Regions from separate parts of the Mus musculus genome. Here region 2 is linked to region 1. Evidence: chromatin contacts called from ENCODE Hi-C data. All regions are on one chromosome and are shown on one strand. Each heading gives the region's core, a stretch centred on a gene start or an enhancer-like site at or near the end of the contact. The rest is flanking DNA. Distances are from core to core; before and after follow the strand shown.

Region 1 (3,291 bases), core at 42-2,541:
CACTTCTCTTGGCGATCTGGAGCCTCCTTCCCGAAATGTTGGTTTACATCTGAAATTAATCTGCCATTTGAAGAGAAAAGTATGTTAATGTTAGTGACGAGCAACAGGTTGAAGAGAGCTACCTGAGACCAGAAAGCAACCAATAGTGGTAGACATGAAGGCTATAAACCAAGCCCAGGAAGAATAAGGAATCCGTTCTAGCCTGCTCCTACTCTCCCGAAGCATCTCACTAGACGATCCACAGAGGTACAGTGCCATTTCACACCTCCAGTCGGCAGTCCTGCATTCTCATCCATGCAGTCTAACTTCAAACAAACAAACAAAAACGTTCTTAGCCCATGAATCTGGAAAAATGGAGACCAAAGTCACAGGTAAAGTACATGGCAGCTGAAGTCATCCGGGTAAGTTGGGTTTTTTTTTTTTTTTTTTTTGCTTTTTTTTTTAAAGTAGAAAATATAAACCTGAGAAGTCCTAACTGCTGTGATAACCATTCAAACACACGCACAGATATTCCCTGTAAAAGGACTCAGCACTGCCTTGCTCTGTGGATGAGAAGTGTCCTCGTGAGCTCTTTTGCTCCTGTATAAAGTGAAGTAGAGTGCAGACGAGAAAAATCTAGTCCAAGTGTTAGGCATGGCTGTGAGATATAGGTTGACAGCAGCTGGAGGTGCTGGCGAAGCTAAGCAAACATTGTACAAAGCTAAAATAGTCCCACCGTGATTGCCAAGGGCAGCGCACGAATATAGATCCCACTCAGTGTCTCGCCTGGACACGGAGGAGGAATTATAAATGAGAGCAGCAAGCAGCTCTCTCGCAGAGCTCTGCCCTTCCCCCCAGATGGTAAATGAATAGACAGTTCAGAATCCACTTCTGGAGACAAGACACCACCCTTGGGATGCCACTCCTGGCTTAGCCACACATTTCATGCTGCACCAGCAAAAACTGCTGCCCGTGAGGTCTGCAGCAGCATCTGGGAGCTGCTTTCGGCTGGCTTGGCTAACTCTCCCTTCGAGCTCCTTTAGGAATATGTGAACTCACCGAGAGAAACATATGGAAGCTACAATCTTAAAAGGCTTATTGTAAGTGTTGCCAAGCTTTCCCAAAGTTCAATGCAACATAATATCAAATTAAACCCAGGAAAACAAGACCATGGCTGACCTTTATATATTGTCTTTTCATTGTTATTCTGGTAAGTCATCCTGAACTCAACAATTTTTGGTTTTGTTTTTTAAAAAGTTAGACATTGACACCAGATCTTGGTAAGTGACCGAAGCCAACACACTCGCCAGCAGGTGGCGCTCGCTTACCTTCTCTAGTTGCTCAATGCAGGCTGTGTGGACCACGATTTTGCAGACGGCACACTTCCTCCTGAGAGCGGATTTCTACAACATTCAATTCAAAATACAGGAGAGAAGTGTTAGCAAGCTGTTCTGGAGACTTCCCTGGAATGAACGCGAGACTCCTTAAATTAAGCAAAATTGTAAGTGCTTCTGTTACTAAGCAAATTGAAAACCCCTAAACATGTCAAGGTAACTACCCACAGGCACACCAGTGGCCTAGACAGGCTTCTTCGCAATATAACAGCAATACCTGTTACAAAGAGGGCTTATAACATAAACCAAGGTCTTTAGTCTGTTACACCAGTTTTAAGTGCTACGCCTGAACAACGCAAGCACTGTCCTTACGTTTTCAAACTTTTTCACACATTCCAACTTCACTCTTGAGGGACAGAGTCAATATTCTTATGTACAAAACAAGCATTCCACCCATACTCTCGGAGGCTGCATCTCCATGACTGGTTGCTTTAAGCTTCTGTTCTAGGCACAAATCTCGTCGGTGCTATTTGGGTTTCTACCCAAATCTTCAGGAGCGAGATTACAAGTCGGGATTCACACCCAGGAAGCAACAATAACAAACCACTAGCAACAAGGACAGCGTGGGCCACTGGTTAGAATACAGGTCTTGCTCTATGCCCTGACAGGCACATCACAGATGGTCATTCACTTAACCTTTACAGCCTTGTGAAGTAGGGATAGCCCTTATCTATCCCTGCTTCACAGGTAAGAAAACCCACACGCAGCCAGTGACCGGTCCAAGATCGCCCCATTAGGGCACAGCACACCCAATGTGTCTGGCTCCTAAGTGCCATCAAATTTAGCCTTGATTTTGGGCACGCGTTTAAATTCACAGAGAAAAGCTTTCTGGGGTCTATGTTATCTCCAATGATTAAACACTCGAACATGGTGCACGTAGAGAGATGACCGTATGGGCTTCTGATGTCACTCCTGCCAGCATCGCCTAGGGATGTGCAGAGGCCTCTACAAGGACAGGCCTGAGCAAGAGCTGCCTGCCGGGATAATTCTGTTGGATGGTAGTAACTACCACAGCAGCAAATGCAGCATGTAGTGTGTGAGGATCTTAAACTTTCTAAAGACTGTAAACAGTTACTTTCTTCAACAGGCTCTTCTTCAAACCAGTGCTTGCCTCCCTTAGGTGATGAATTGGAACCACATAACAAATCATTTAATGGGTTAGCTGTTATTTTTCATGCTAAGACACAGCTGTTTTGAACCTAGCATCATACACATAAATATACATATATGCATACATATATATATTAATAAACTAAATATTACCAAATAAATATTAAATATTATAATAAATATTACACCAAACCTATTTTGAGCACAAAAACTCATAATAACAGAGATTATCAAAGAGCCCACATGGGAAAGGCTGGGAGTGCTTGTGCATTTGGAAGGTGTCAGTGTAGACTGCTGGCAACCTGTGACTGATGGCTGGCTTCCCTGAGGAAGGACAGTGGAGCCCAGTGGATCACACCTAACACTTCTGTAGAGACAGGGCCCTGGAGGGACAGACAGCCCTGGGGATGCTGGGGAAGGTAGAAGAAAAGAAACTGTCACTTTTTATTTCCTCTGTGGACCCATCATCCAAGTCTAGACATCAGTCTCTGTGGATAGCATTGATAACTAAGTCACCAGCTTCCAGCCGAGTGCACAGAACACCTCAGCAACAACACTGTGTGTCTGTGAGCTCTTAATGTGTGATCCCCCTCTTGGCATTGGTCTTCCTAACATGATGTAGAACAGTAAGTATGTTTGGCAACTAATTTTTCAGACAACGAAAGATAAGGAAAATCAGAACCTAAGGCTATCGCTCCAAGTGTCTTCCTCTACATCCAAAACCAGAAGGAGGGCTAGGGAGGAAGAGGAGGAAGGAGGGGAGGAGGGAGAATACACACAGCCATGTGGGGAAGAATGTGAAACCGAA
Region 2 (2,992 bases), core at 244-2,743, 250 kb after region 1:
TGGTTTCTGAAAAAAGAAAAAAGAAAAAGAAAAAGAAAAAAAAAAAAGCAGAACCCTTTCTGCTTTGTCCAGTGCCAAAATACTAGCCCTGACTATACTCACTGTCAGCCACTGCTGGGGAAGGGCCAAAGACCAGCGTCCGGAGGGAGTTATGAAACCGTTTCAGACGAGGATTCAGTAAACATATTCATGGAGAACAAGTCCAGTGTACGTTGTTCAATGAAAAGTTTTTAATTAAGAAATATGCATAATACACACACACACACACACACACACACATATACGGAGTATCCCAGAAAGTAATAATAGATCCAAATCAAAGAATTTTGAGGTTTACATATGTATTCTTTATATGTTGAGTGTGTGTGTGTGTGTGTGTGCGCGCATGTGTGTGTGTGTGTGTGCCAGAGGTGTCATCCTCAGAAGATGTCCGTCTCGCTTTTTTAGACAAGTTCTCACTGGCCTAAGCTCATCAGTTAGGCTAGGCTGACTGGTCAGTGAGCCCAGGGACCCATTTGTCTCTGGCTTCCCACCAGTGGGATTATAGACATACATCACCTCATGGTTCAAGCCCAAGGGCAAAGGGCCTACTATGCAAGCATGAAGAGTATGGAGAGCTGATGCTCCTTTAAAAGACAGGTGTGGCCATATGCTCTAGGTAGCTCAGCACTGGAGTTGGGAGTGATAGGGAATGAGGACAGCCAGTCCTGAACAGCCAGTCTACAGAAATGCCAAGTCTACAGGGTCGACTCCATAGGAAAACAGAGGGAGAACAATAGACAAGACATAGATTTCAATTTGCTGGCCTCCATTCCTTCCCCAGCCACATGCACATACATGCATAAATCCTCCACAACTTTATTAAATATAAATGCCCCGCTAATAACTGAAGAAGAAATGATTGGAGTCTGTAGAGCTGTTTCTAAATTCCTTATGTATTGATCTATCTAGGTAATTACTAGAAACTGATGATAAGCAGAAGATGAGTGTTTACACACCTCCTGAGGAGGATGCGGGGACTCAAAAGGAAGTCATAGGAAACTCAGAACTAGGCAAAGCATTCCACAGTAAACACGGGCCTGTCTAACAGGCACCACAGGAATGCCGGGCTTGGAGGCCAGTGGGATGACTGGCTGGACTCTGTACTAAGAAATACAGACATGGAAGAAAATCTGTATGTTAAAGATAAGAGGGCTTTCAGTGGACGCTTTGCCGAGGGCTTTCAGTGGACGCTTTGCCGATTTCAACTTTTGGATGTGTGGATACCTGACTTAAACCAACAAGCAAAACTAAAAAACAAAAACAAAAACAAAACGTTCCAGTCTGGTTGTGAGGGTGCACACCCGAAATCCCAGCACTTGGGAAGCGAAAACAGGGAGAAAGTTTTAAATGTTCATGATAATCAAGGAATAAATAAAACAAAGCCAAGTGCCACCAGATGGAGAGGGGAGGAGACCTCTTCCCAGGCCAAGTGGCCTGTGAGCCCTCCTCCTCAACAGACTTCTTGGTCCCAGAACAGCCCCGATGAGGCTTTGCTGCACCCGTGTGGCCAACAGGAGGCCTAACAGCAGAGCCGGGACAGACAGGCCCCAGGACACAAACTGAAAGGATAATGCTGACAGGATTCCTACCTGTTCCCCAGCTCAGGGCCAAATCAGTTCATACACAGAGCATCCACTGCAGCAAGGGAAGGGCTAGAGACCAAACGCTAAGGAAGTGGCTGAGATGCAGGATTCAAAGAGCCAAAAGAGCCTTGAAGTCACCTCTGCTGGTCAGAAGGTGGTCGGATGGAGATGGGGACTCAGCAGAAGATGGGGGAGGGGCAGGGAAGAGCAGCAAAACCAGAATCCTGATGGAGGAAGTTCCATCGGGTGGGGGAGGGGTGGTGGGGTAACGTCAGGGAAAGGAGAGGACGAGCTTGTCTGGAGGTCTGAGGACACAGGAGTCAGGCAAAGGGCACCTGAGTGCTCTTCCGGATTACCAAGATGGAACTAAGCTGATGGCCACAGACAACAGTTCAAGTCCTCAGCCTGCTGTTGTAACAAAAACCTACAGAGGTACAGGACTCGGACTTCAAATGTAAAAGCTGCTGTTGAAAGCATGTGAAGAGATCTAATCAGACCGTGTAGCCTTTGACATTTTGTTAGTAGGCATTAATGCTGACCCCGTAATGGCTGATTCGTATTTTCTTAGCTCCAAATGAAGTTTTTAATCTGCATGATGTATTGGACCTATAATTCAGTGGGCCTATACTTTACTAAGGGTGACAGGATTCTTTGACTCTGGGCATTTTCAGAACACAAGTGAGTACCATGTGAGCCCATGAACACACATTCTGGATCAGAGGTGAAGTGTCTTACCACATCCAAACCCCTTGCTCCTGAACCAGAGTTACACCCAATAGGATACTTCTCTACGGAAATTCACGGGATTAAGCTGGTGAGTGTTCCTGGGCAAGTCCCCTGGGTCCTGGGACCTTACTTATCTATGTAACAGGGATAATCTCACACCATCTCCTGAGAATTAGTGAGTTAAGATCTACAGTGTGCCCAAACAGTGACCGACATAGAAAACGTCAAAAGAATTCATCAGTTAAGAGCCACAGCTAATTTTTCAAAATGGGACTGAAATGTAAATCACTAATTTTTTCAAAGCAGGCTTATAAAACCATGCTGCCTTTTTAAACTAATAAGCATGATCGTGACTAGAATTAAATAACGCTACATCCCAGTGCCTCCCTGTCCAGCCCTAAAACTCATTTCCAGGAGAATCAGGCTTAGGGACTTTACTTATTCTGCTCTAAGCCCCTTTTAAACATTTCTTCTCTTCGTTAATCTGTCTGTTGTAATACTGAGGATTGAACCTTGGGCTTTGTGCATGTTAGGCAAGGGTTTCCTGTGACTGAGCCACACTCCCAGGCCAATCCTTTTTAACTTATAATAGCTCTCGTTATGACCACCTCCACACCAACCACTAAAAAGTAAAAAAACAT

What was found. Hi-C counts contacts between places; a loop is a spot of excess contacts on that map.
Region 2: a loop to region 1 is called in a map of heart, with 12 times the contacts of the local background. The contact joins two enhancer-like sites. A Hi-C loop is called at or near these places in 32 of 37 maps with a recorded cell type or tissue (CH12.LX, CH12F3, ES-E14 and 10 more).

Annotation. Positions count from the first base shown.
Region 1 is chr6:37,096,245-37,099,535 of GRCm38, forward strand. Dgki (diacylglycerol kinase, iota) reads right to left here. Exons shown (of 34, transcript NM_001081206.2): 4 at 1,308-1,382; 5 at 4-60. Among named protein-coding and RNA genes, the nearest start is that of Gm52857, 190 kb to the left of the region's middle. Within about 2 kb of position 1,292, at least 1 of the 3 ENCODE cell types and tissues checked has a DNase peak (open chromatin) inside an H3K27ac peak, as active enhancers do; it is heart, where a contact is called at or near this core.
Region 2 is chr6:37,350,383-37,353,374 of GRCm38, forward strand. All of the region lies in intron 8 of Creb3l2 (cAMP responsive element binding protein 3-like 2), which reads right to left. Among named protein-coding and RNA genes, the nearest start is that of Dgki, 52 kb to the left of the region's middle. Within about 2 kb of position 1,494, at least 1 of the 3 ENCODE cell types and tissues checked has a DNase peak (open chromatin) inside an H3K27ac peak, as active enhancers do; it is heart, where a contact is called at or near this core.